Linked DNA regions of Mus musculus: regions 1, 2, 4, 5, 6 and 7 are each linked to region 3. A link is a loop called in an ENCODE intact Hi-C map of the cell type or tissue named here. Cell type or tissue: left cerebral cortex. All regions are shown on one strand. Region 1 overlaps Cers6 (ceramide synthase 6). Region 2 has its middle 38 kb from the start of Gm36174. Region 3 holds the start of Cers6 (ceramide synthase 6). Region 4 overlaps Cers6 (ceramide synthase 6). Region 5 overlaps Cers6 (ceramide synthase 6). Region 6 overlaps Cers6 (ceramide synthase 6). Region 7 overlaps Cers6 (ceramide synthase 6).

What was found. Peaks named below come from ENCODE experiments on the same cell type or tissue, not always from the same donor. Only the 100,000 strongest peaks of a DNase experiment are listed, where the experiment ranks them.
Region 1: a loop joins it to region 3, with 1.9 times the contacts of the local background. A loop is called at or near these places in 8 of 42 quality-filtered maps.
Region 2: it touches region 3 in a loop (2.8-fold over the local background); 6 of 42 quality-filtered maps call a loop at or near these places.
Region 4: it touches region 3 in a loop (2.9-fold over the local background); 8 of 42 quality-filtered maps call a loop at or near these places.
Region 5: it touches region 3 in a loop (6-fold over the local background); 4 of 42 quality-filtered maps call a loop at or near these places.
Region 6: a loop joins it to region 3, with 2.4 times the contacts of the local background. A loop is called at or near these places in 3 of 42 quality-filtered maps.
Region 7: a loop joins it to region 3, with 2.2 times the contacts of the local background. A loop is called at or near these places in 7 of 42 quality-filtered maps.

The regions. Positions count from the first base shown.
Region 1 is chr2:69,047,249-69,051,248 of GRCm38, reverse strand. It overlaps Cers6 (ceramide synthase 6), which reads right to left. Exons shown (of 10, transcript NM_172856.4): 6 at 377-469. Among named protein-coding and RNA genes, the nearest start is that of Gm39840, 81 kb to the left of the region's middle. In left cerebral cortex, no CTCF peak of the experiment used is centred here; DNase peaks (open chromatin) are centred at 2,028, 3,072 and 3,801; H3K27ac peaks cover 124 bases.
Region 2 is chr2:68,782,737-68,786,736 of GRCm38, reverse strand. No RefSeq gene overlaps it. Among named protein-coding and RNA genes, the nearest start is that of Gm36174, 38 kb to the left of the region's middle. In left cerebral cortex, a CTCF peak has its summit at 1,852 (motif pointing left); DNase peaks (open chromatin) are centred at 1,834 and 3,836; H3K4me3 peaks cover 293 bases; H3K27ac peaks cover 85 bases.
Region 3 is chr2:68,858,950-68,862,949 of GRCm38, reverse strand. It overlaps Cers6 (ceramide synthase 6), which reads right to left and starts at 1,509. Exons shown (of 10, transcript NM_172856.4): 1 at 1,145-1,509. The coding sequence starts at 1,314. In left cerebral cortex, a CTCF peak has its summit at 1,501; DNase peaks (open chromatin) are centred at 694, 1,088, 1,520, 1,816 and 1 more place; H3K4me3 peaks cover 2,066 bases; H3K27ac peaks cover 1,510 bases.
Region 4 is chr2:69,041,645-69,045,644 of GRCm38, reverse strand. The region is part of intron 4 of Cers6 (ceramide synthase 6); the gene reads right to left. Among named protein-coding and RNA genes, the nearest start is that of Gm52515, 75 kb to the right of the region's middle. In left cerebral cortex, a CTCF peak has its summit at 1,990 (motif pointing right); DNase peaks (open chromatin) are centred at 2,004 and 2,717.
Region 5 is chr2:69,098,839-69,102,838 of GRCm38, reverse strand. The region is part of intron 8 of Cers6 (ceramide synthase 6); the gene reads right to left. Among named protein-coding and RNA genes, the nearest start is that of Gm39840, 29 kb to the left of the region's middle. In left cerebral cortex, a CTCF peak has its summit at 1,893 (motif pointing right); a DNase peak (open chromatin) is centred at 1,926.
Region 6 is chr2:68,955,753-68,959,752 of GRCm38, reverse strand. All of the region lies in intron 3 of Cers6 (ceramide synthase 6), which reads right to left. Among named protein-coding and RNA genes, the nearest start is that of Gm52515, 10 kb to the left of the region's middle. In left cerebral cortex, no CTCF peak of the experiment used is centred here; DNase peaks (open chromatin) are centred at 1,817 and 2,235; H3K27ac peaks cover 1,731 bases.
Region 7 is chr2:68,933,955-68,937,954 of GRCm38, reverse strand. Cers6 (ceramide synthase 6) reads right to left here. Exons shown (of 10, transcript NM_172856.4): 2 at 3,335-3,440. Among named protein-coding and RNA genes, the nearest start is that of Gm52515, 32 kb to the left of the region's middle. In left cerebral cortex, no CTCF peak of the experiment used is centred here; DNase peaks (open chromatin) are centred at 169, 2,168 and 2,459; H3K27ac peaks cover 2,069 bases.

The sequences.
Region 1 (4,000 bases), 190 kb before region 3:
AAATTTAAGTATGTCTAGGAACTTGCATATATAATTGTGTATCCATATTCGGGTGTTTCAGATAGAGTGCTCTGCCGCCCAGGCTGGCCTCAGAGTCTCACCCTTACTATATAGCTAAGGTTCACCTTAAACTTGCAATTTTCCCATTCCCACCTTACAGATTTGACTGGCTTTGCTGCTGTAGGTTTGCATGGTTAATAGAGAACACCAGGTTTGGCGGCAAGACTGGAGGGGGAAGAGAATATGAAACAGCACAGACAGATAGCATTCCTGCAACAATGCAGGAACTGATGCTAACCACAGCTCCCACAGCTCAGGGATGCCTCTGACACTTCACCCACCTTAAACCAAGCCCATGTAACACCACGACTCTTACCTTCCTTTTGATATCTGTGAACTGGGAAACCATTAAAGACCAATAAAATGACAGCTCCAGGATGTAATAGTAGTGAAGGTCAGCTGTGAGTGGCTGAGGAAAAGAAAAAATGGGAAGGTTTACTCAACGGGAAACCCAATCTGTATCCCAAAAGCCAGAGGCTCACACTGACTGGTAAGCCAGGCTTATGCTGAACACATGCAACCCCATGCAGTCCCATTGTTTTCTGATACACAACAGTACTCTGGAGGCTGCCTACAGACCACAGCTCGAGAGCAGTAATTCCATTTCATCTTAAACCCAGAAAGCATTAGCCACCACGGCAGTTTGGGATTCAATTCATTATTGAACGGAACAACAGCTTCTACGGTTCCTTCACATACAGCAGCTACAAGATCCCTCAGGCAACTGGAGACATGTCCTGGAGCACACACAGGACAGCTGTTGTGACAGTTCAAAGCACAGAACTAGTGGGTGGCATGGATGCTTTCCGGAATGGTCAATGAAGCACAAGTTCAAGAGAGTTGTATGTTTAGAAAATGGGCAATAGGATGCTATATTCAAAACAGATGATTCTGAGATATTTATTTAAAGATCAGAGGGACAGGAAGGCTGCCAACATACTTGACTAAGCAGATAGCCAGGATGTCTGAGATAAAGGCCCAGCTCCATAGCTTGGTAGTAAAGTTACTTAAAAAATGGCAGGGGCCAGGGATGGAAGATAATGCCTGTTCTGACTGCCTCAGAGGCTCAGGGAGATAGTAAAGTCAGTGAAGTGTATTTAATTTAATGTTTTCTCAACAACACTTTGATGAGCTACTCTTGGTTATATTTATTGAGCTATAATGAAGTGTCTTGGTTTACTCAAAGAACTAAAACAAAACTCTAAAGCTCTTCAAATACATTTAGACTACTGTTCAGAAGGCAAGACTCCATACTGTAAAGGAAATTAATGTTATACGCACCATCTGCCAATCACAATGCAATGGATAGCTATCACAAGATGGCCCTTACTCACTCAGGACAGGCATCAAGGAAACTATGTCTCTCTCATATTTCTGACGAGGTACTTTAGGCTTAGACGTTAGATCAGCAGTTTTAAACTCTAAGTGACAAGGAAAATTGCTATAGACTGAAAGCTGGTGTCTCTACAAAGCCATGTGGTAAACTGCATAGTCCCTGTGATGGAATGTGCAGATTGGAGGACAGCTGGGCAGGAGGGAGGCCATGAGAGGGGGAACTCTCATGAAGGACCTCACAAGGTCTTCCTGCGGAATCCTGTGGCCCAGTGAAGGAAGCATCAGTGCCCAGTGGTACCTTGAAAGAGATCTACTTCCCACTGACATGTCTCTTTAAGACTGAAAGACATTAGCAAGGTATTTAGGCAAATGCTATCAGCAATGCAGTCTGGGAAAATGGCCCTGGCTGGAGCTGAGGTCAGATTTGGTATTGATGAGATTTTCTGACTTCTGGCATCCTCATCTGGGAATGTGCCTCGGAGGGGGTCACAGGACAAGTCAGATCACGATGGGAAGGGCAGAGTTCCTGCGGGAGCATGGCAGTAATCAGCACTCGCCAGCCGCTCTGCAGTTGGCGAAACACTCCCATGACTCACTCTGAGCATATGAAATCTGTAAAATTACTACTCTCGTTTTTCATCTAGATTATACAGCTGACAGAAAATTGCTATCAATTAACTCAGGTTAAAAGTTTACATCCAGGTCTCAGAGCTATTGAGGCCCTGATCCCTGCATTAGACTTCTCCTGCCTCGTGTACGCATGCCCCTTGTAACGAGCTGTGCAAGAGTCAACTGCATATAAGCCTGTCTTACTTTTATCCTTAAAATACACACCCATATGGAACTCTTACATGTGTAACGAATGGACACTCTCATATAAAAGAGGGAATGTTTAAAATTGAAGTGCACTACTATTTTTTCACCTAGAAATCTATCCGGTTACTTATATAATATATGTGTTAAAGACATAATGAATAATGAATAATTTCATGAGCTTGTTCAATATTTAAAAGTGCACTGAAGGTTTGAGACAGACTCTGGACTATAATCTGCTGTATGTATTTATATACATATGACTTATACAAAGTATTATACTTGCATACATGCTATTTCATTTCCTATGCCCCCTACACAAAGAAAGTCATTAATTTTATTAGCATATGGCTCTTGGCACGGCTAACTACTGTTGCCAGAGATCATGAGTTTCTCTTCACTTTGGGGAGCACTGGGCAGAATTACTCAGTACTGGACTATGATACCTTACGAACACAAGGCCATTCTTAACCGAATCCACACAGATGGGGCATCTTCCTTTCCATCCTAGTGGTGTTTCCACTTTTAAATATAACCTTATCTCCTAGCCCCTCAGACTCTTGTGCTTTCTGTAAAACAGCCCACAGCGACATTCTGGGCTACTGTCCTAGCATTCATCTGAAACCAAGCAACTTCTCAGCTACAGGCAGAATGCAAGAGTTATTTCGGCTACATTTACAGTTAGAAACAAGGTTAAGTGGTACGTTTTATATGACACTGATCACAATGTCTTTCATGTTACAAAATTTACCTTTGAAATGTGGGGCACTGCAGTGGATGGCATGCCAACTTTCCAGTTAAAGTTCCTAGAAGCCTTTTCAAGTAGAAATGTAGATAGGTGTGGATAGTAAAGTCCAGTTGGGCTAAAGACAACCGGTAAGGTAACCGGCTGGTTTCTGTCCTCCATGCCACAGTCTTAGGAATTCTCAGCTTTTTCTAACTGTGTCATGCTGATTATGTAAATTCATTCCCAATCTAAATAAATTAAGGGATTCAAATGCAAAGTAGAGTTCTATTTCAAGTCACCCTTAGCCTAGAAGGAGTACCTAGTGTCAGCCTCCACCCATTGCAGCTATGTGGAGAACAGGGAAGGTATAGAAAGGCCTTATGTGCACAGAAGTCCACATGTACCTGAAGGTGTTCAGTACAATGCCTGGTTCCATTTGCTTCCCTTACAGGACATGTCCCGAGTACCTAGAAAATTCCTGGTCCCACCATTGATATTCCATTACCAATCGATTTAGGGATAGCAAAGACTTGTGCTAATAGTAATGAACTCATAAGAAGATGCGAAAGAATAGCAAGGGCAGAGACGGAAAACACTCCCTTTTCAGGGCTATGACTTAATTTCAAAGATGGTGTCTACTGTTTTCCTCACTGAAACAATTCAGCCATGTGTGATGATGGCATTAGTGTATTTTTTCTGCATTTGGAGAAGTAGTCCGTGGTGATTTACGTCTTTAGAGGCCACTTCTAAGCTACAAAGTCAACAGAACTCAGCGGGCCAGCTCCAGCACCGCACGCACTTGAATGTTCACATCTGCTGTGGGGGTAAGCCTGCACTGCCAGCAGCCTTCAGACTTCCCTCTGTACTGAGAAACAGGAACCAGCCGCATCTTGTTCAACAAAAGAACCTTCCAGGTTTGTTCCATCTGCTAAAGCAACTAGACTTTGGTTATGCGCCTCAGTATGAATGCACAAAGTCCTGTCTTCACTAGGTTATGATAGGCATAACAACCAGGTGCAATATCGACATATAAGTGACTACCTGACCTTCCTGACAACAGGCAGC
Region 2 (4,000 bases), 76 kb after region 3:
AGGAGCAAACCTCTGTGTCCAGATTTTTCTGTGCATCCTGGGGATTTGAACTCAGGTCCTCACACCTATGCAGCAAGCACTTCAGTGAATGAGCTGCTAACGAGGCAAGGCTCACTCTCCGTGTAGCTCCAACTCTTTTTTTTTTTTTTGAGACAGGGTTTCTCTGTGTAGCCCTGGCTGTCTTGGAACTCACTTTGTAGACCAGGCTGGCCTCCAACTCAGAAATCCGCCTGCCTCTGCCTCTCAAGTGCTGGGATTAAAGGTGTGTGCCACCACCGCCTAGCTAGCTCCAACTCTATGTGGTGAGCATTTGGTTATTTTTCCTTATGACCCCACGACTTCATCCGAAGTGAAGACCTTTTGAGGACAGTCACATATGCCCGAATTCTTCCAGCCCTCGGTTGGAAATGAGAATCTCCTTGATAGGAGGACTGTGTATTTCCCTCATGCCCAGCCTGCTTGTCTCCATCCTACCTCTCCAGTGGAAACTGTTTCCTGTTCATAGCAGCATCTGTGACGCAGAGCATATTTCTGCCTCTCAGAGTCTCCCATGTTCCCTTGAAATGTGAACATAAACTTTACATGTTTCATCATTTAATTTTTTAGACTAACATTTACCTGCGAGGATATGATAAATCAGGCCTCTCCCCCAAAACCTTCTAACTTGCAGTGGTCAGTAAATAGGTGCCCTTTCCAGTAGGGCTGGATGTTGGAATAAAGTCAGCAAATCCCCTGGTGCCAAAAATGCCTTAGCAAGGACAACTCAGAACATCAAGAGCATATGTAGATGTGGTAGTCACTCAGGGTGAGGGTTTCCAGGCTTGGTAATCAGAGGCTTGTGGTACTGTGCTCAGGCCAAGGCAGAGTGAGGGTTAGGGTCAGCACACTAAGTATCACAACTGCTACCTTGTGTAGAAAGCCAGTCCCTGAAGCACTCTGCTCTGGGGGGAAGGACACATCAGAGGAAATGGTGCCAGGGGCTCAGGGAGGCTTAAATGAGGACTTTTTGTGTCGTTTGTAGGCTCTGGAGCATAAGTGCCCTTAAAAAAATCAAGCCCCCAGTCAGCACACCAGTCCCCACGTTGGCCATTTTTCTCTGTACTTGCTCAAATGTATCAGTGTCCCATGGAAAACGTGCCCTCTCCCTACAGTTCAAACCTTACAGTAATGCTCCAGAGACTGCCTGTCATGTGGGAAAGAGGGTAGGGCCATTATGAAAAGGGTAATAATAAGCAATGTAGGCTCATATCCCTGTGATAAGGGATGGGTGTGATATCACTGGGATAAGACATTTATTATGATAATCACACTGCAAGTGTTTTACTTGCTAGAAGGTGGGCAGTTCCGTAGAGATGGCACTTCATTCTCAGGAGACCCAAGGAAGGTTCTCTTGTCATCCCTGCTTTCACGGGTGAGGACAACAGGGTCTTAGTGTTAGAGAGCCACACAGCAGATCAAGTCCCCACCCAAAGTATCAGGCCTGCTCACCTGTGCTTTCAGTTCTCTGAGTACCAACACTGTCCTTTTCAGGACACACAAAAACTTGGGTGCCAGTTAGTAATGTCACACTCTCAAGTGTGCTGTTGACTAGATAAATAAATAAATAAATAAATAATATCCTTAAGAAGAGGCCAGAAGTTCAGAAGGAAAGACAAATATTGGGGTGCTCCTGCACAAATAGCCACTGTAGGTACACAGCCAATAATTCATCTAAGTCTTGAAAACAGGTTTTTTACTTTTTATGGCATGTAGTCTTGCCAGAACCAGCCAGCTCAGGCTGGCCTCCCTTCTTTCTCTAGAGGAGGTGCTGTGGAATCGGCATTTGCTTGGGAGGCCTGCCCTCTGCTGGGATCACGAAATATTACAGACCAGTATCCAGCGTTTGCCTAACCTGGGTCTCAGGCATGGCTGTAGATACTGTTAAGTTTTAGGGTAGACAAAACTTTTTGATTTTCCCCATGTTTTTGGATTTTTCTTGTATAAGTTTTTAATGTTAATTTTATATATTTTTGATCATGTCTATTCCCAAAGCCTTACAAAAATAGGAAAACAAAACATAAAAAAAAAGAAAGAAAGAAAGTTAGAGAGCCCAAAGGGTTGGCAGCAATAATGGTAAATACTGTGTCTTTGGTGACATGGGGCAACATATCAAAAATCTCAGAGAGATTGGGTGATCCTTTCTCACAACCTCAGCCCCATGAGCTTTCCCTGAAATGCTTTGCTTATCAAATCAGCCATATTGATTGGACCATAAGGCATATTAGTTAGGTAATTTCGATAACAAACGTGACCTCTTCAGCTCCTGATGGATATTTGAATGGAAGTCACATAAACACAGGACTCAGGCAGGAAGGCCATCTTGCCATGTGTGTGGGGAGAAAGGAGAAGACAAACAGGAGAAGAAGAGGGGAAAATAGGGTTTGCATAGATAGACAAGAGTCAAATTTCTTGTCCTCTGATTTAGTTTATAAAATGGATTTCCATGTTAAAGTGTATATATAACTTGTTCAAGGCACATGAACAAGGACATGGAAAAATGAACCAGGTCTAGTTTAAAAGGGAAAAAGTCCTAGTTAATATAGTACACTGAATGGGGTGCAGAATTTTTATTGTAGGCTACCACAATTAGGTTCAAATAAGGAACAATAAGTGAAAATAACTAAATGTATTTTGGAAACAAAGCCAAGAAAGCAACTCCAGCGTAAACCATGAGGAGGACACATTTTAGACCTTACCAAGTGATAATGGAGTTCATCTCAAGGAGCCTGGGTTTAAAGGCATCAAGTGCGCTTCACTTCTCCAGCACCTTCCTTGTTCGTCCACATTCCCCGGCCCTGCTTCCTCCCTGTCTGCATCTCCAGAGAGGAGGAACACAAAGATGGCGGTGAGAGCAGGTGTCTCCTTGAGAAACTCTTCCTTAGTTTAGGTCTGGGGAAACACAGAACACTGAGCATCTGAAACTGAAGCTCCCAGAACATTCTCCGTGTGGCCCACGGTATCTCACGTGTGAGCATCTGTATGGGAGGCTGGGGATGAGACAGGTCCTCACCTCAATGTGAGGCTGCCTGACTTTGCTCTGTGCAGATCCCTCTGTGGGCAGCTAGAGTAGGCAGTGCCCATGTGGACTTCAGTTACTGGAGTTGCTGGAGTCTACCATCAACTCACTGCTCTTTACACTGAGGAAAGACCATCAAGGAACACTCTGAGCAGTTAACAAATATCTGAGATTCCAGTCTAGAGTGACTTAAGGTAGCCAGGACTGGAAGCAAGAAAAATGGAAAGACTGGAAATACTCTTTCTTCCACAAACTTTGACCATAATTTTGAGACCAGGGCCAGTGCACCTCATAAGATGGACTTGTATCTTTGAAAATGGCATCCCTCTATCCCCTAATCAACTGTGGTTCCAGCATAGGAACAATACCACATCATGGAAAGGGCCTTTCAGCATTTATCACTATTTGCCACTGGAGAAAATAATGACAAACTGGCGTGTCTTTCTCCGGATGCTAATGGTCAGACATTTGCCATTAACTAGGGTAAGGACTGAAGGGAACCTGAAAATGGGGGCTGTTCCTACCCTGAAGCAGCACAATAATTTCCGGGCATTCTGTAGAACTCTGGGTTAAAATTTAATACTAAACAGTCTACGAGAATAAAGGATGGGGGTAGAATAGGAGGAAAATTGCAGGAGATAGGGAGCTGTTGTCTCAGAGCTGCCTTGTGCACATGAGGGCTGTTTTTAAACAATGAATCATTTTCCCACTCTCCTCAGCAGCTCCTTCCTGTAACCCTCAGCCTGCTGCGTCTCACTGAGAAAGGAGAAAAGGAAGGATGCAATTTATTCAGATTCCTGCAAGTGGCTAGCGCTCATTTGGACATCTCATCTGTACGTGTGCAACGGGCCATGCGAGGAAGAAGTACTAAAATAGACATCGAACTGCCAGGAGTGGAAGCAAAAACGCTGCCAAGACAGATAAGAGCAGGGCTTCGGAGATAAA
Region 3 (4,000 bases):
GCTATTTCAGGCAACAAAAGACACAAAAGATACATTCTGACATTCTCAATAATGGATTTAGGCAAACCAACAGTAAACAAGATAGCAGCAGCCTGAGCAACAGCCAAGGTGAGCTGGAGGCAGGGAAGGGAGGTTAGAGTAGAAATGGATATTTGTGATCTAAGAAATCAGCCTTCGCTGATGAATGGAGGTGGGAGGAGGAAAGAGGAAGGCGATTTTTTTTTCAGTTAAAAGAAAGAAGTGTGCGGTGCTGATTTTGTTTCACGAGTAAGTGTTGAATGCACAGCAGGCAAGATCTAGTTCTGTGACTTAAGGCTGACTCAGTGAGAGTAGCACAAGTTTGTGTGCAGTTACAATGGCGAGATCTAACCAAATCGAGGACTCATACCAAAAATTATGAGACAATTCTTTTAACGTTTCAAGTGTCTTCCGGTACCAGCAAGACGCTTATGATTAGTCACGGGGTCCTACTATCGATTCAAATGACTATTTCGAGGGGCACCGGTCCTGTTCTGCCCTCTTTTAAAGAAACCAGTAGCGATCCGGAGTGCTGTCGTCACCTATTTCCCAGGACCCAGGGCCTAAAACTCCGTGTCACGGATGGAAGCCAGGGAGCAAGCTAAAGCCAAAGGTCCGAGCAAATTCTTCTGCAGCGCGGCCCGCGTGCGTGCAAGAGTGGAAGGGCTGGAAGTGTGTGCGCTCCTCCTCCCTCCGGGCCGCGCGTCCCCATCGTTCCAGGCTGTCAGGTGGGTGGCGGCGAGCCTCGGAGGAGAAGCCCAATCTGGAAGCGCCTAGTGCCGGCTCGGAGGGAGCCGGCCGAGCCCTCGGCGCAGCGGTTCCCCGCGGCCAGCCTCCGCTCACCTTTGTTCGCCGACCCTCTCTAGGAGGAGGAAGCCGGGAAAGGAGGAGCGCGGGCGGTGACCAAGCGCCCTGCCGCCCCTTCGTGGCGCCCCGGAGGAAATCCGCGGTCGAGTTGGACCCTCTCTAGCTCCCTAGAAGTCAGCCTGGCCGAGGGATCGGGACCCCACAGAGAACACAAAGGTTGGGAGGTGTGAGCCCAAGCGCGGGGGCGTGCGCCACGGAGCAGGCGAGTGTGCACGCGTGTGCGTGTGTGCGGGAGAGCAGGCACTTCGGCCCTTCTTACCTCTCGAAGATGAGCCGCACCATGAAGATGCAGAAGGCCAAGGGGAAGGCAAGGTAGAGGTCCTCCGCCTGCGGAAAGGTGGCTTCCTCCGTGTTCTTCAGGTCTGCCCAGGTGACATTGTGCGGAAGCCAAAACCGCTCGTTCCAGAACCAGGCTAAGATCCCTGCCATCTTGCTTTGTCCACTCCGGTGTCGCTGCTCCCGCGCTCCTCCGAGCTCTCTGCAGCTCAGGGCACTGGGGATGCGCGCTGGGTTGGCCGGGAGCCTTTGCCGCTGCCGCTCCGCCTGCCGCCGCCTCCTCTGTGGCCGCTGCACTCTCAGGCTCCGCGATCCGCTCCACTCCTCCCTCTGGCCGCGCTGGGAAAAGGGCCGCCTCGCCTGTCACGTGGCAGCCTGGCCGCACGCCCTGATTGGCTAGTGTTCCCGTCAAGCACCGAGGCACACGCGGCCGGCTCGCCCACGCCCTGGGAGCTGCGGGCCGCGCTCTGGCTCTGGACCCGCACCTGGAGCGCGTCCCGCACCTCTGTCCCAGCCCCAAGTTGGGTCGCACCTGGTTAGAACGCCAGCTCCTGCCCCACTGGAGTGTCTGCGCTCTTGTCCTCTTCCTGAGCGCAGGGAGGCGAAAAGGAGCCTGGCAGGGGCCGAGCTTCCAGAGAGAGCCCTGCGCTGAAAAAGAACCCCAGAAGAAGAAGTAGGGGGCGCAAAGGCGAAGGAGGAAGGAGTGGGAGGGGAAGGATCATCCTCTCCAGTGCTAAAAGAAAATCAGGAACTGGGGCTGGATGATTTGGCAAGAGACTTCTGCCTCCGACCCGCACCTCACCCCCCTCCTTGACCTTCCTGGCACGTTTTACACTACTGCTTCCCCTTGAGCTGGGTCCCCCAAGGAACAAGGCTCCTAATTTTGATTTATGAAGTAGCACAAGAAATTAGGCATTTATGATTGATTAATGAATTGCTTGATGATGGTGTCTAATGGTGATAGCAGCTAGTAACGGCAGCATTATGGGGAACTGCGCCAGTAACCTCTGAAAATACTGTGGGAACCACATTTTGACTTGGTAGATAATGGGGGCAGGAGTATTTATTCCTCCTCTCCCTGCCTTTAAACCAAACTCTCAAGGCCTCCTGATTCTCACCTCCTGTTCTTTATTGAACTTCCATTCATGCCTTCCCCACCCAATGAAGTCACTCAAGGTCAGCTGTGATTGCAAAGGTCAGTTCCTGCCTTAATTCAGGCTGTTTGTTTTGACATATGGCTCAATCAATGAAAATGCGTTCCTCATACTTGCAGAGGCAAAGTCCAAAGCCAAAGTTCTAGGCAATCTAAGGGGTGGCAAAGACACCCTTCCTGGACTCTTCCTGACAGGTGATTGTCTTCGCAGAGAATTTCTTGTTGCAGAGACAGAGAGACTGCACCCGTGTGTCATCTGACTAGGGCTCCAACCAAGGTTTCATCCTCATAAGTTAATTACATCCCAAGATTTCATTCTCATAAACTAATTACATCCCAAGGGCTTAGCCTCCAAATGCCAGTGCACTGAATTTGGGGAGAACACATTCAGTCCCTAGCAGTTCTCTTTGGATGGTCGATGACTACTCTCTCCTCCAGACCTGTCCTTCCTGTGGTCACGGCTCAGTCCAAAAGGAAGCAGCCACTTTCCTCTTGCTTGCATACTTCCTTTCTAACATCACAAATTCATCCAAGTCATTTTATAAACCATTACCTTACACCCTCCACTACCTGTTTGGCTACCAGCTGATCTAAACTGCCGTACCATTTCACATCTGAGCAGTCCCCATCACCACTCAAACCCCAGTTCTGCCTGTGTCCCATTACTGTCCTCTCTTGGCCATAGTGCTCAGGTTGAAATGTTTGTCCCACAATTCCAGTACTTAAACCTGCTTTAGCTCTGTTCTCCCCCAAGCAGAAGTCAAAGCCATTATGTCTTAAGACATTTGGTTCCTTATTATCTCTCTGATCTCGTGTGTTCTCTTCCCTCGGGGCTCCCTGCTCTTTACAAAACATACCTACCGTACCCACACAGTCTTTGTGTGTGTGTTTTCCTCTGTCCTTGAAACATCGTTCCTAAAATATCCTTTTTCTCTTCCCTTCATTTTACTCTGGATAGGGCCTTCCCTTTATCATTCAAGTTAATGTACAATTATTCCTCCCCAAAGCCATCACCACCATTAACACAACATACACCATTATTGGCACTTTGTCTCTAAAATGTAAGCCTCAAAAACTTTAAAAATATATATATACACATATATGTGTATGTATGTGTATATATACATGTATATGTGTATGTGTGTATATATGTGTGTAAATATATGTATATATACATATATACATATATATACATACACACACACATACACACACACACACACACACACGCATATATATATCAGCCAAGTGTGATCAGCACACGCCTTTAATCCCAGCACTCAGGAGGCAGGCAGATGAGTGTGTTTGAGGCCAGCCTGGTCTATAGATCAATGAGTTCCGGCTCAGCCAGATCTGCACAGAGAAACCCTGTCCTAAAAACAAAAACACAAAACAAAACTAAACAACAAAACAAACCAAAGAAACCCATATGTGTGTGTAGGGGATATAGATATATATATTTCATATATGTGGTATATATATACAACCATATCTATTTTATTAAACAGTGTAGCTTCAAATGTTAAAGAGCATTGCCTAGTACATAGTTAACAGGTTGAAAGTTTTGTCACACAATTCCAGTTTTTAAACCTGCTTCATCCCTGTTCTTCTGTACCTGGTACATAAACTGTTGACTTAATGAGTCAACATTACTCCTAAAATCATCGTCCCCAAAAGGAAACACTC
Region 4 (4,000 bases), 180 kb before region 3:
TTGTTTTTTCCCTATGTGATAGAGATATAAATAATAGATTTATTTTTAAATGTACATACATAAGCATGTTTTAAAAATGTGGGCATAGCATAAAATCTATTTTGAAGGTCAGTACAATGTTGTTTATTGCTTTTACCTCTGATAAAGTTATTTATACAATTTGCTGAAAATTCCCAGGGGAACTTTATGTCCTGCACACACTTCCCTCAGCCTCAGCACCTCTGCTCAAGTAGACAGGTCAGCAGGTCCCGAGTGCAAATGACAGGCGCGTGTGAGACCTCGAGCAGGCCTGGAAGAGCTTTCTGGAAATATCAGCCTCAAGCCCCCAGGGCACAGTGTATCTACCCTTCATGACACAGCATAGATCTCTTTAACTATGGTCATCCTTTCGTGTGCACGCAGGACACCCGACACAGGAAAACCCAGCACCCAGGGCTTCTCTTCCTCTCTCAGCTTCTCAACATATGTTTTATTCTAAAACGGAAGCCCCTCCCTGTGTGGATGTTCAGCTCCTAGACCCATGGCTTCAGTGGTCCTGCCATCTGGCTGCCCTTTGCAGAGGACACAGGTCTATCTCACACTGATCTGACATTAATGGTTTTGGAGAGAGGGAGAATCAGTCCCTTCCAGGGACAAGTTCTGCTCTTAAGGGATCATCTCTAAACACCTACAGATAAGAATTACACTAAGGGGCCTCATCAAATTGTCTTCATCAACCAACAAATAAGCATATATATGTCTGTTGCAATGATAATTAAGGAATGAGCAGCCATGAGGATGACAGAGGGAATGGGAAGAGTTAGAGGAAGGAAATGGAGAGAAAATGAATGACATAGAATACTCATGTAATAAAAATTTAAAAACACATAAAGTAAGGAATAAGACTGTGGGAAACAACTAGGGGGAGTTTGGGGGGAGGTAGTGACTGTTAGCATTTTGTCTAGGCTCTACGTCACAGTTACCTGGCAACAGCCAGGTGTGCCTGACTCACTATAAGAGGGGCTGCTTGCCCCTCCTCTCTTGCCTTCTTGCTCTCCCTCTGTCCTCTCTCCCATTCCTCTCCCCGCCCCCTCTCCATGTGCTCATGGCCAGCCTCTACTCCCTCTCTCCGCCTTTCTCTGTCTGTACTACCCACCCTGTGCCTTGAATAAACTCTATTCTATGCTATACCCTCTTGTGGCTGGTCCCTCAGGGGGAAGGGATACCTCAGTTTGGGCCTGCAGAGGCACCCCCTTCCCCCAAACCTGACTACACATCCACAAAACATATTTCTTCTCTCCTTATCTTTTTATAAAACATAACAGTGACAGATATGATCAAAATACACTATATTAATATATGATATTTTCAAAGAATAAATAAAATATTATTTTTAATAGGTCAAAAATCTGAGAAGTTCAGTAAGTCTCAATTTTTACTGTTTTGGAAGCTCGGGAGCAGCCTCTTCCTGCTTCACACCTGACTGTGTAAATAACGCTACTAAGCTCGGGACAGACTTAAGGTAACTTGAACACATTATCTCATTTAATCCATGTACAACTTGTCAGTAATCAATGTAATACAGCTAGCAGGTGCCTGCCTTAAAAGATTTGCAAAGGACCTGGCAAGCTCATCAAATTGCTAAAACACAGATTGTGACTCAGTACGTCTGACTGGGGGTGGAAGGGAACTCTGCATTTCTGAGGCTCCCAAGTGAACATCGCACCATTAGACCATGACCCATACTTAGTGGTAACGTAGTATAGGCTGTAAAATGGCTGATTCTAAACAACTCATTATTACTTTACAGTTCAGCACAGATGAGCTGAAATGGCTCTAATAACCATTTGCAGCAGGGACTCTTTGCTGGAGGCAGTGGCTCTCACCCAACCTCTTTTAAAATAGCCCCTGTATAGCTAGCCTCCAGCAGTAGGGCTGTGAGCAGAGTGAGTTACTTTGGGATGCTTCTCCTAACAGTGACTGGGAAGCAAGTCTGTCACACTCCTTCATGGCCACTGGAGGGAGACAATGAGTGCCACCTTTGGCTTTGAGATGGGTGTCCTGTTAAGACTGGCTTACTTTCAGATTGTCTGTATAAGACAACTCCTATCATGTCCATCCTATCTGAGCTACTGTGATACACATACACACCCCCAAACGCATGAAAGTGTCATTCCAGAGCCTACTTTGGTGGGGTACAGTAATGAACCCAGAGGTACCTAGCTAGTCAGTAGAGTGAGCTGCAAGAGCTACCCAGGCTCTTGCACTGTCCTCCCCCCCCCAGGTCCTCTCCCCCCACCCCCAGGTATAAAGAATGAGCAATTATAGCACTGGGCAGACATGCAGAATGTATTCCACGTTTTTGTGTATGTGGTTATTACCTAATAACTCTGAGTGCTATTACACTGAAAAGACCTCTCAAATGCTGTTTAATCTACAGAAATTCCCCAGGCCTTTTACACGGAGGGCCCCATGTTCTCACTCACCAGTGAGATACTTGGCCTTACTGTGTCACCCCATGTTCGTATTGGTCAACAGCTAGTGAATTAACACTATTCTTTTTAATTTCTAAACGTTTACCACGGAGTGATTTGTGTTATCCTGAGCTGATATGCTGATAATTTAAGACCCAACGTCACTGCATCAGAGGCAGATCCTTTCTATAGCTTCCTTCCTCTCCACGCACATGCTCAGAACAGAGAGCATGTGGAGAATTCAGTAAAAGGTGGCCATCTGCAGATGGTCTGCTGAGGGAAGTGGGCCCTCACCAGACAGTACTGCCTGCCAGACATTCATTAGGAGCTTGCTGCCTCCAGGGCAGAGAGGACTACATTTCAGCCAGCCGCTGTATTTTGTTACAACAGTCTAAGCTAACACAGCATTATAAGACCACACTTCCCAAATGATGCTTACCAGCTACTAAATTACAAACCAACAGATTTCATTTTCAGCTGACTTACAAAGTATCTTATTAAGACTAAGGTTGCATTGTAGAAGATGAAAAACTACCTTTAACACCCTCAATCTAAACCACAAAGTACAATGGGATTTTTCATTACATTATGCACATCTGCTCACAGACACCAACTGAACAGCAAGCCCATCCATCAATAATTATACAGAGGCCCAGAGGAGGCGTCTATGGATCTGTTCACCCCCAACAAACCCAATCTCAGTGGCAGGACAGAGCCTTGGACACTGCTGGGGCTTAGCCTGAAGCCTTCATTTGTATAGAGACCATATACAAAGACATGAGTGATAATTATTTTTTTAACTTTTATTTAAAGAGTAAATAATGTCATGTTTCTTGGTATCATCTCTCATATAGAGACCCCATCATGAATCTAACATAAAAATAGTTAAGGTCTGACTGCTTTACCATCTGAAATAATTGTGGCAGTTTAGGCTAAAGAGAGAAGAAGTATTAAACAATCAGAGAAACTCTATAAGTAGTATATAGTTTACCAGGCTTAAAGATTAAATAAAAATATAATCATGTATATGCATTTAAATATACGTACATACATTTAAAAGAAGTAGCAAGTACCAAAGCTCAGGGAATAGAAGTTTCTTTCAAAATTAAAAAGAGAACATGAGTTTTTGTGTTGTTTTATCAAAGATGTGAAAGGTAAGTGGTTTATACTTAAAGTTAGTATTTTAGAGACAAAATTTCAGTTTCCGATCTCCATCAAAACTCCCTTCTGTCAGGCATAGTGGTACACATCTTTGATCCCAGAACTTCAGTGGCAGAGGCAGGGGGACCTGAGTCCTCAGCTAGCCTGATCCACATAGTGAATTCCAGGACAGTCAGAGCTCCATAGTGAGACCCTGTCTCAAAAGGAAAAACCAACAAAACTCTCCTGGCTCTCACATGGCTGAAGAAAGACAGCCTAAATACACTGTCATTTGTACAGATAAAACAATAAATGTGTGGCTTTTTGGATTATGTATGGGAATTCTAAGATAGTAATTAATCCCTGAGTTAAGTTAATGTGTATTAGTAATGTTGTGTTTGTATGTG
Region 5 (4,000 bases), 240 kb before region 3:
ATCCTGATATAAAATTGCTAACAAATTAGTTTTCATCTCTAGTCCAGAAATTATGACATGAATCTAAGTATTAAATATATTTTTATTTCTAGTCTACCTTTTGTGTTTAGGCATCTCTTGCATATTCTGGGCCAGCAACTATGACTAAGTTACTTCTCTGGCCCTAAAACATATTTTAAGAATTTTTAATAATGGAGGGAAAAGTCATGAGGGAGAAAGAGAAAAGGGAGGGAGAGGGGGAGGGGGAGGGGGAAGGGAGAGGGAAAGCCAGAGAAAGTAAGAGTGTACATTAAAGCTGTTAAAAATCAAGTTGGCTTTCCTTTGGTAGCTCAGGGAATTTTATAATTTCCTTTTTACATCTTCTACTTTCCAAGATCATGACAAAAATTTTTTTTTAAAAAAACACTAGTTATTTCTGAGAAAGAGTATATTGGGATAATGTTGACAGTGCCACCTTGTTTGTGCTAAGTGGCTCTTGTTTCTTGAAATGTCACTTTGCAGACCAGGGACCATTAGGTCTAAACAAGGCTAAGTGCCAAGGCTGTCAGGGAGGGATCTTCGCACCTTACACCTTCTATTTCCAGCTGCATCCAGAAGGAGTGACTCCCATTTGTTTATCTAGTAACCAAGTAAATAAGCTCGAGCAATGTCTGGGATAATTACAAAACCTTTACTATAGCTCTGCTTCTTAACATACACACTATACAGACACATCAACTGTATCGTTCTGCACAGCACGAAGTAGCATTCTACTGGTTGTAGGCTGGGAGCCTGTCTCACCATTAGGGTTTCAGAACCAGTGCTGCACATGGCTTAATTTGAGCAGGGTGTCAGAGCACTGGCTGGTGACATGATACTCACATTCATTTCAGAAATGAATGCATCAGCTCTTCTATGACAGATGTCTCAGAGATGCCACTCAAAAATAATGCGACTTCTTTGAAAATTGACTTGGATGCTCACAGAGTCCCTTGGGAAAATTCTCTCTCTCTCCCTCTCTCTCTCTCTCTCTCTCTCTCTCTCTCTCTCTCTCTATCTATCTATCTACCTATATATCTGGGAAAATACTATCTATCTATCTATCTATCTATCTATCTATCTATCTATCTATCTATCTATTATCTGTTATCTATCTATCTATCTATCTATCTATCTATCTATCTATCTATCTATCTATCAATCATCCATCCATCCAGTCATCACCACAGGAGCTTGGTAAGGAAAGTCACCAAAGAACAGCTAACGTCACTGACACCTGGATTCTGAAAAATAGCAAACCTAGACTGTTCTGAGCAAACTTCCCTTTTTGGGACAAGTTATTAAAGGATGATGTCAGGATCTTACTCTTTCTGAAAGATAAGACCCAGAAATATGTACTGTGAAGATGCCACTAAACCCCCCTGGTGACAAGATTCCAGGAGAACGGATGCCTCTCAGGGAGGATTGACTAGGGCAGGGAGGAACGAGGCAGATGGGAAACTGGAAACCTTCATGTCCTCGTGTGGGTAGTGATTGCATGGGATCTAAATACATAAAATTGAGAAATGTGTCTATCAGGGCAAGCTGTATCCTCAAGGTCTGTGCATCACACAATAAATGTGAATCCTACATCTATAAAATGCAGTGGGAGAAATTTCTCTGTGTCATGCAAAATGAACATAATGAACACCATCAACTTGCAATGTCTGGTCTGTTTAATTACTGTGGCAGTACAATGGGGTTTTCCCCACATAGTCTCTGTTCAATGTATTGAGGCTGAGAAAATGATATTTTTCTTTCCCAAATAATAGTTCTTTCCCCAATAAAATCTCGGTGACAGTACAGGGAGACAAGGGAGAAGCAAAGACCTTTTATTTTATTTTTTTCTCATTAAGGCAAGGCTCACTTAACCACTAGATGGCACACTAGGAGCACACAGAGCATGCTCACACGGGATTATTCGGCCAAACCCAGCACAGACCACACTTGACCCTTCTTTCTCCAAGTTCCACTAACCACTGGGAGATGAAGGGTCTTTATGTGAGACTCATTCTTGCTACATGGCTCTGCCTGGACACAGATGCTTGCAAGGAGCCCACCCAATTCCCTAGAGAAAAGCAGATGCCCCACTGACCCCTCAGAGCTTGACTGAGGTTATTTTAGTAGATTTTAATGAATCCTAAGAATAGAATCTACTTGGCTTTATAGTGACTTTTGCCCAATCTTATCTGTTATGGACACTTTTTTAAATTTGGTTTTGATTGAAACATAGAATAAATATGCTGGCAGAATGCACATATTTCTGCAGAAGAGTTTATAACATTGTTTTTTGTTGTTGAGCAAAGAACCCATAGAGCAATCTTTTTTTAATAAAACAAGGAGATTTTCATTTGCATCTAGAATACCAATACCACTTAAAGCACTCTGCTTTCTCTCTTCAGTTCACTATTCTGGAGTACTCATGAGAAATTGCCACTGACATATGATCTTGAAGAACCACGCCCGACAGATGAATGAAATACTTATAATATGATGAAATGTATTTGTATATATGGTATATATTTCATTCATGTTGTGACTTCAAAGCACGAATTTATATTTTTTATCTTTATAGCACATACTTATATAGACATTCACATATTCAGTACCACCTATCATGTTTTTCAAGTACTCCCGTGACGTAAGTGATAGAAGACAGTCCAGGAAGTCTTACCGTACAAATGTGTTACAGGTAGATTTGATTTTTAGTGCTGGTTGAACCAGGACTTCCTACATGCCAAGTGGGGACTCTATTGCTGAGTTATGCCCCAGTACTGGATGCCAATTCACCCAAGGGCAAAACTATGGCTCCTCGCTGTGGACAGCATTCTCTGCAAGATCATTAGGCCCACAATGAACATTCAAAGACTGCCACGATTTCTTCTCCAGACACAGAAGTCAGGACTTGGTCCCAAAGAGTGCCACATGCCAGAAAAGACACTCTGAAAGGGGAATAACAACTCAAGGCCTAAACTATATCTTGACAAGACTGGCCATTCAATACTTCAACAGGACTGAAGGGTGTGTGTGTGTGGTTTCTCCCTTTCTACAGGGCAGCCCTCCCACACTTGGACTTCTCCACTGCTGGTGTAGTTAGCAAGTACCATCCTGGGAGGGTAGCTTGGGGGTCTGATGCCTGGTCTCACATTTGAATAACTGTTCCCCTTGCCTATCTGTCTATGGCAAACATGGATGTGATTTCTTTATCCCTGGCAGGAATCTGAACTTGAACCCTGGCCTTTAGAAACAGATGTACTGACTCTATCCCGGCATCATTACAGATGAGACATTCAGTCAAATATACTTTACTTTAGTTATACCCTGGCTGGACTGAAGAACCAGTCCTGTATCACATCTCACCAAGTCTAACTGGGGACTTCCTGGGCCGGAGCAGAGGCTTTTCTCAGCCCACTCTCCTCCCTGTCTTCCGCATCTCCATGCTGGCTGTTTCAACACCACTGAGGCAGGCCTGCTTCCACCCCTGCCTGTGTGGTCTGTTGTTGCTTCCCTGTTGGTAAAGGTGACTTTTGCTATGTTCCTTATTAGCAGTCCTTCATTGAGCAATTACTATTGCTGAAAGTGTCATATTCGTTACATACATCATTCAGTCTTGCTAGGTATAAGAGTCGATAATCATCGCAACGCTGTGTCTGAAACCAGGCTCCGGCATTGCACATCCAGTCATTTATTTAATTCTCACATAAGGTTTTAGGGTAAATCCTCATCCCTCCCCCCAGTGGGCACTCTTATCTCTATTGTTCAGACAGGACACTGAAGCACAGAAAATGTAAATAGCATGGCCAAGGTTGGGGTTGGGAGATGGAAAGAGAAGAGATCTGGGCAGCCTTGGGTACTGCACTAGGCCCCCGGGCCACTCCTGCTCTGTTCATGCTCCAAGCTCTCCTAGTTGTGTGCCAGCCCCTTACCCATTGTTTATGCTCAGAGCCAAGCCATTGCCATCCCACAGCGGAGGTGGTGCCCC
Region 6 (4,000 bases), 97 kb before region 3:
CCAATAGCCTCCGGCACAGGAGATCTACTGAACAGTACCCCTAACTCTCCTACAGTTGAGTCTAAGGAGCAGTAAACAACCTTCCATCAAACAAGAGTTGCTAAGATACCATACACAGATAAGCAGCCAACTTTAAGATTTTAACACATTTAATGCTTTCAAATCACAATAGCTTTGTAGACCTGGCCAACAGTTCAGTTTGCATTTAAAGTGGAAGTGGTCCACCTGATTCTCTTTTAGTTAAATTTTTATTCACACTTAAATTTGGAAGGGCCCATGAATAACATAACCTGTCTCCCCTAAAATCATCTGGATTCTGCTCAAATCCTCCTATTTGAGAACTAGCTGTGTGCCCTCTTACTCCCATCGAAGTGCCCATCCTCCACCCACTACCCCCACATTCACTCCTTAAGTGACTAGGGACTGTGCTCAAACCCCAGGATTAATGGTCTACTTGCCAACTCCAAAGACAACCAGACACACCAGCATGGCTGAAGGGTCTTTAAGGATGCCAGGCTGACCCTTGAAGAGGAATGGGGTTGCTACAAGGTCATCACGAGGATAATGACGCCAGAAGGCAACTAAACACTGAAAAACTCAACATTTGCCCCTGGGGAGGGGGAGGAAAGGAAGGGAAAGCAAAGCTGAGAAGGAGCCACAGAGAGCCTCCTTTCTCAAAACACAGTCGGTCCTCTCTTCTTGTTTTGGTTTTTGGTTTTGTTGCTGCTTTGAGGCAGTGTTCCAACGTAGCCCAGGCTCTCTTCACATTTACTGTGTAGCCAGTCACACCGCCCTTAAATTCACTGCCCTCCTGACTCAGCCTCCTAAAGGTGGGGATTCCAAGTTAGTGGTACAGGACTGGAGAGATGGCTCGGTGGGTCAGAGCAGCTTGCAACCCTCTGTGACTCCAGCTCCTGGGCGTCCAGTGTTCGCGTCTGCTCCCTCACCCCACCCCCAGCACCAGGCAAACACATGGAAAACAGATGTACGTGTAGGCAAAACACCCATACACATCAAATAAAATAAAGTCTGAAAAGTAGCACTGTCCACATTTTACAAAGAAAGTGCCACCAGGTCTGGCTTAAAACAGATTGATGGCAAATTAGGACAGGAAATTCAGAGCAGCTACAACTGAAGCAACAGTGAGGCACTGGGCGGAGGTGCTTCTGAAGTTCTCCAGGTAATGGCGGCCTAGCCGAGATGCTGAACGGCTCTGCTAGGAAGTAGAATCCATTGCCTCCGTGAAGCCTGGCATCTCAGAAATTTTTGCTTGCTCAGCTTTGTGATCCCAGTGGAAAGCAACAGAGATACAGCGACATGCACACTATACACGATCCCATTTGTTCCCAGCAGCATCCTCTGACGAGCAGGTTACTGTTGCCCTTTGGTACCAGCAGCATCTGGTAGAGTGAACTTATTCACCAAGGTAGCACAAATTGAGGGAGAACAAGAACCACTTGCATCTGACTTCTACCCTCGAACTCGTTCAAGAACATTGCTCCCTTAAGCCCTTAGAACTGATAATGATCACACTAAACAGCGAGCACCTGTCTCCAGGCGCCATGCTGACCTGCTAAAGCTGCTCAGACTGCCCTGCCATAGCAGAGGAGGCTTTACCTAGGCGAAAGCCACTGGGCACCAGGCTTTTCTCCTCCCTCCCTCCCTCCTGGTAGAGTCAAACTGTATCTTCTCAGAATCACTTGGGCAGATTTTAAACCTCTATGGTTCAAAGAGATTCACTGCATGTTCTGACATTTCTCATGTGGTGCTTCAAAAGCCCTGGCTTCTGCGCACACAGCAGGCATCGCTCCCTGCTGAAGTAGGACACCGTTGTTCATCCACTTCTGTCACATCCTTGCATAGCAGAAAGCCAATGGGGCCGAGATTCTGCTCTCACACTGGTAGTGTATCTTTTTTCTTCTTTCTCATGTGTGTGTGCGTGTGTGTGTGTGTGTGTGTGTGTGTGTGAGAGAGAGAGAGAGAGAGAGAGAGAGAGAGAGAGAGAGTGAGTGTGAATGCCACAGTCGACAGTTCTGCAGAATCATGTGGATTCTGCCTCCTTGGATTGCACAGAATACAAGAGATTCTTTGTAAGCCGAAAGCCTGCTGTCCTCGAATCTCCTTGCATCTTTCTTCACAAGCAACATCACCAGTGCTACCTCTTTTAAGTGAGGTAGCTGTGGTGCTGAAGGAGCCCACTGCCGAGGGCAGGCTGTGGAAAAGAGTGCCAGCTATTTGCTACTTCACACGTTCTCTCAGCTTTACTGATGCCAGAAAACAGGTAACACTAAAGGAACTCACACTCACTACACTCATCAGGGACAGCATACCTCTTTACAGATGAACTCAGCTGTCTGGGGTAGCCACTATTAAAACACACATTTTATACATAAATAGGCTCAGGGTTGCCAAGCACTTTTCCTAAACATCCCACAGGGTTTTATTTAAGAGAAGGCATGGATTCAGACTGCCTGGCTCCATGGCTCATTCCATCAGCTTCTCTGTGGGGCCTGTGAGATACAATGTCTTCCCATGTGAACGCTGACATGAATTTCCTATCTGCTTGTATATGACTTCCTCTGCCCAATACACTACATGGGGGCAGCAATTTGCACTGTGCAGAGCAGAGTGGCTCAGAAAGACACACGCGCACAAGCCCAAATGAACCCAGCCGCACACACATGTCATATCCACCAGATGTTGGAATTGGCCTTCTGATCTCAGTTATCCTCCTTTGGTCACCTCCCAGTAGCTCCCAGTCTGTGACCTTTCCTACGCTGTTTCACTCTGACCAGTGGGCCTCCTCCATTTGTCGTTGACGCTCAAGCTTCTGGTGTGCATCACTCTGTAGATAGCATTTAAGGAGAAAGCGAAGGCTAAAAGGACCCAGACAGGTAGGACCCTGCTTGGTTTAATTTGTATCCTTTTGAAAAGACACAAATTCCTCAAAGTAGAGGCCAAGGGAAGATTTAGAAGAAACCAGCCTCAGAGGATCTTGACCTCAGACTTCTGGCCTCCAAGACTACGAAAATAATTTCTGTTCAACCCACTCAATCTGTGGTATTTCCTTAACAGCAGTTCAGGCATACCAAAATGCCAACATCAACAAGAGAACTCAAGGACTTTTCCAAGAAAAAGTGTCATAGTTATTACAGTAGTTGATTATTTCTTAATCAGTTAACATGTGAGAAACTGCGCTGGTATTTTTATTCAGTGTCTACATTTTTTTCAACATATTGTTGATAAGATGTTATTATGCCTTATGTTATTTTGTTCTGTCATGCGACTTTACATTGTGTACCATTTGTAGAGACAAGCGCACCATATCAACACACAACTGACCATAGCACACTCAGAGGTAGATGATTCACAGATCCCGATGACAAAGAGCATGGGGTTACCACAGCCTTCTTCAGGCAGTCTGACAAGGCAAGTTCCACAGAGACACTAACTCAAGCATGGTTAATGGTAACACAAGTACAGCATGCAGATGCAGAGGAAGAAGTAAGGATGGAGAGTTGGCCTGCAGACAGCCCATCCCTCTCCCTTTTTCCTTACCATCTATCTGTAGGTACCAATCTATCAAACCCACACAAACACAGCACTGCTTGTACATGTACATTTGTGGAGGTACATGTATGAACTATGATACTATGGAGGCATTAAATGATAAATACTTATTTCTGGACAATAGGCTTTTGAGTAACTTCTCCTAATTTTTAATGAATGCTATCTATGCTTTTACAAGTGCTTCATGACCAAAATCGATTGTCCTGACTGCAGGACTAATCTAAATCAGACATAAATTTATATATTTTAAAAGATAAAAACAAAAGGACAAAATGGCTGGCAGGCAAACATTCATTATGAATATTAGCTTTAATAAATTTGATTATTCCTCTTCTTTGTCTTCATCCATTTCCATGTTGGACACAACTATTTGAAAATTTTTATCAAAAAAGACTGTTACTAATTTAAAGTCTAAAGGGAAACCAGTGGA
Region 7 (4,000 bases), 75 kb before region 3:
TAAGATGGAAAAAAAAAATGAGGACAAATTTTAGAGAATCTGTCTACAATTTTTATACAAGAATTAATTTATTATCTGTGCGGGGAGGAGGAGGAGAAGGGAGAGAGGGAGTGGGAAAAAGAGAGGTGAAGAGAGAGCTCACACATGTGTTTGTATGTACTTGAGCAAGTGCCTGAAGATGCCCACATAGAACAGAAGGATATCAGATCCCTAGGACTGGAGTTATAGGTGTTTATGACTCACTTGCCATGAGTGCTGGGAACTGAACGCTGGTCCTCTGGAAGAGCAGCAAGCACTCAACCACTGAGCCACTTTTCTAGCTCCTGACTCCAGCTGTGACTGGAGAAAAGGGGGATCAGTAGCGCCCCCCCCCCTTGGCAGAGCCATCACTCCTTTCCCATCTGCAAGGGATCTGGGGAGGTACTAGAGTACACAGGAAGTAAAGGGTTAAGTGAAATTGGGACTCCATTATGCACTTTGCATGCAGCTGTCACCACAGTCTGTGGAACTAGATGGTGATTCAGATATTGGTGTATCACACAGACTCTTGTGAGAAACTCCTCTCCTATGCTCTCTGCTGGAAGACCAATAAGATCACTGGTAACACCATGCTAATCTTTGGTAAAATAGTACTTCTGTTGGACACTGGTGCCCATCTGAGGTCAAGAGACATTTTTTTGTGTCTCCCTCAGAAAAGGTAATCAACAACATAAAATGTCGCTTCATAACTGCTACATATTTTACCCTCATAGCTTTAGAACCAATTTAAATAGGAAATTCAAATTAAAAATATAATGAGATAAGGGGATAAAACCAGTTAAAAGACAGACACTCAAAAATAATCATTGGGGAAAAATAATCACTTGGTGTATTTAAATGGACTAAGAGCCATTAATAACTCTAGGTCTTTTGGCTCCATTCCCAAACTTCAGAATCTGAATCTGTGAAGATACAATGTAGCAGCGTGTGCACTCCTCAGAAGAGTGATGCAATGAGAGTGTGGAAACAGGCTGAAATAGATGCTGTATCATTCACTAAATGCTCTGTGTGTGTGTGTGTGTGTGTGTGTGTGTGCACGCGCGTGTGCATGCATGCTGTGTTGTTGTTGATTTAGTTAATCCTCATGAAAGCCTGTGAGTTTATTATTTGGAGATTTCTAAGGTCTCCAAAGGTTAAAAAAAAAATTGCTGAAGGCCAAACTTTAGTAAGGAAAAGGTAGCGTGCCAACTTACAGACTCAGGTCTGTCTCAGGTCCTACCAGGGTCCTAATTATTTCCTCATGTTTCTATGGTGTTTAGAATGTGATAGATTTCCCTTTAAGGTGGGAGGTAGGTTCTCCACAGTATTTTATATGACAGATTTTATCTGTAGAGCAGAGGAAGGAGAGAGAGAAAAAAGAGAGACAGATGTTATGACAAGAGAAGAAACTGATGAAGAATGTCATGACTTATATCCATCAGCTGATGTCAGAGGTAAGAGTGACCTGAGCAGAGAAGATGAGCAGTACTGTCACACAGAGCAGGGGGTCACATTCTAAAGGGAGGTTAATGCTCTATGGCTTATATTTTAAAAGTCTACACCATTTTTCAAATGTAATGTGTTCTTGCAAGTCAAATCTAACAGAAGCAATGACCATGTGCAAGCATGCCAAGAGTCTGGGCTCATACAGAAGTCCCACATAGGCATTTATTGTCCCCTTTCCATCTCCTGCCCCCCCCCCCAGGATCCACCTATCCCATTTCCTCTGTCCCCTACCTACTTATAACTACTGCCTTCAGATCCCCAGAAGGGTCATGGGAAACAAGGGTGGAGCAGAGAAATGTGAGATGTGAGATAGGCTTTGTTTCTCGCTGAGGTTTTCTGGTATGGGGCTGGGCTGCTACCTCTGTGCTTCATTCATGGGTGACTCAGCTAAGGTGACTCTTGCCTACTTGCAATCTTGTAGCAGAGACTGAGATGCTTTTAGAGGCCATCTATCCATCATGTGTGGGCGATGAGCCTGTAGTTGGGAGAGAGGCCTGTCTGAACTTTGCCCCCAGTGCCAAGGCACAGTGTGTCCAACAGTAGCTGGAGGAAAGGGGAATCTGACAGCCAGCAAGCTATGTTTGTACTTAGTCATACAGCCTCCCCAGGCATTTTTGAGGCTGTGTACTTGTTCCATCAATATCTCCTGCCTACAGACACTACAGAACAAACAACATGGCTCAGCAGGGCTGGGAATGTGGCTCTTCTCCAGCATTTGTAATGGCCTGGATTAGATCTTTAATGTTGGGAGAAAAACTAAGGAACCTAATAGGAGTGAAATTTCACTTCAGGAAGGTAAACTTCATGGAAAAGTATCATTTTAAAGAGGCCAGAGAAAATGCCTGTAGACTTTTAGCAGACATGAAGGCAAGCAACAAAACAAAGAGAGCTGCCTGGGCATCTGTACTCAGAGCTGCAAGCCGAGAGTCTGAGTACTAACGCCAGCCCCACAAACACCAGAAGGAAACATCATTTGTGTAAGACTGTCAAATTACAGCTTCAGCAGCAGCACTGAATACTTGAAAGAGGACAAAGGAACCATCTGATACAGAAACACAGAGAGCAATGTTCCATTTCTCCTGTTTCCTGGTTTCTCATCCAGCCAAGGGTGAGCAAAGAGAGAAGAAGGACTAAGAAGCAGCTGGATGGGCTCTGCATTGGTTTGTCTCCTTTTCTTCCTGCTTCAGTTCAAGGGCCCCTGGTGTTTTCTTCCTCCTCTCTGTGCTTAAGTATGTGTCGGTCACTTGTCTCCCCCTTCCTCTCTTTTCTCTTCTTCCTGCTCTTCATTTAGACACCCTGGAGACTGAATGTCCCATCTCTTCGTTCATTCTCCGCTGTGAGTCTATCCCTTCTGGTCTGACTCTGCTGACCTAATTCCTTCCTTTGACCTTTCACTGTCTTCCATGTTTAGTCTATCACGGCCTCTGGGACATACGGCTGGCAGGCACTACATGCCATCAGGTCCCAGTTCTCACATAGGTCCACACCACACTGTAAGCTCTGCCGGGTAGTCCCCGCCCAGCCCTTATCTGCATGCTTCATGTCGCCTGAGACTGACAAAGGCACTGGATTGGACAGACCTCTATCTAATCAAGACCTTTCCATGGTCTAGCTTGTAAAATCGGCAACCAAGAGGCCACACACACCCTTTATCTATTGTTTACACTTTGGGCCAATTATAGCAGGTACAATCTCTCCAAGGACTTACTGTCCAATGGGAAACAAAGTTGCCTGTCAGAACCCAGGAGAGAAAGGATGGGATGGCTGCTTTGTGGTGGTGGAGAAACATAAGGACCCGGCAGACACATACCTTTGTTATAGCAGTGAAAACCTTTTCCAGAATGGCATTTGGCTGGGCAGTTTGTGGTCCATTGGCTTGGATGTTGAGGGCTATGGCACATGGTTTGGCTATGAATCTAAAGGTTTAAAAAGAAAGAGAAGAAAATAAATGAGAACTGACACTTCTTATAACAGCTCTTCGTAGCGTTGATTATAAATGACTACGTTATTCTAATTAGATGTTTGTAGAGTTTTACGGTAACATTCACATGGATGAAGTATAAAGCAGACCTTATTTGAGGCCACCAGCAATCACTTTAAAAAAAAGTAACTCTTTAAGAACATTTAAACTTCTTGGCTGGGTACGATGGCACAGACCTTTAACCTCCAAGTACTCAGAAGGCAGGCAGATCTCTGTAAGTACGGGGCTACCCTGGCTACATACAGAATTCCAGGACAGCTAGGACTATAGAGAGAGACCATGTCCCAAAACAAAATACACAAGAAACAAAGAAAACAGAACAGACCGTTTAAACTCTAAGGACACTTAGTAGTTCTAATGAGACTTCACTGATCAAGCATGATTCCCTACACCATAAGAAAACAAAGGAAGGAAACACTGGATGGAAATGGAATTGTACAAGCAAGATGTAAAGTACATGTCATAACTTACAGTCTTTTTCTACATGCAATCGTG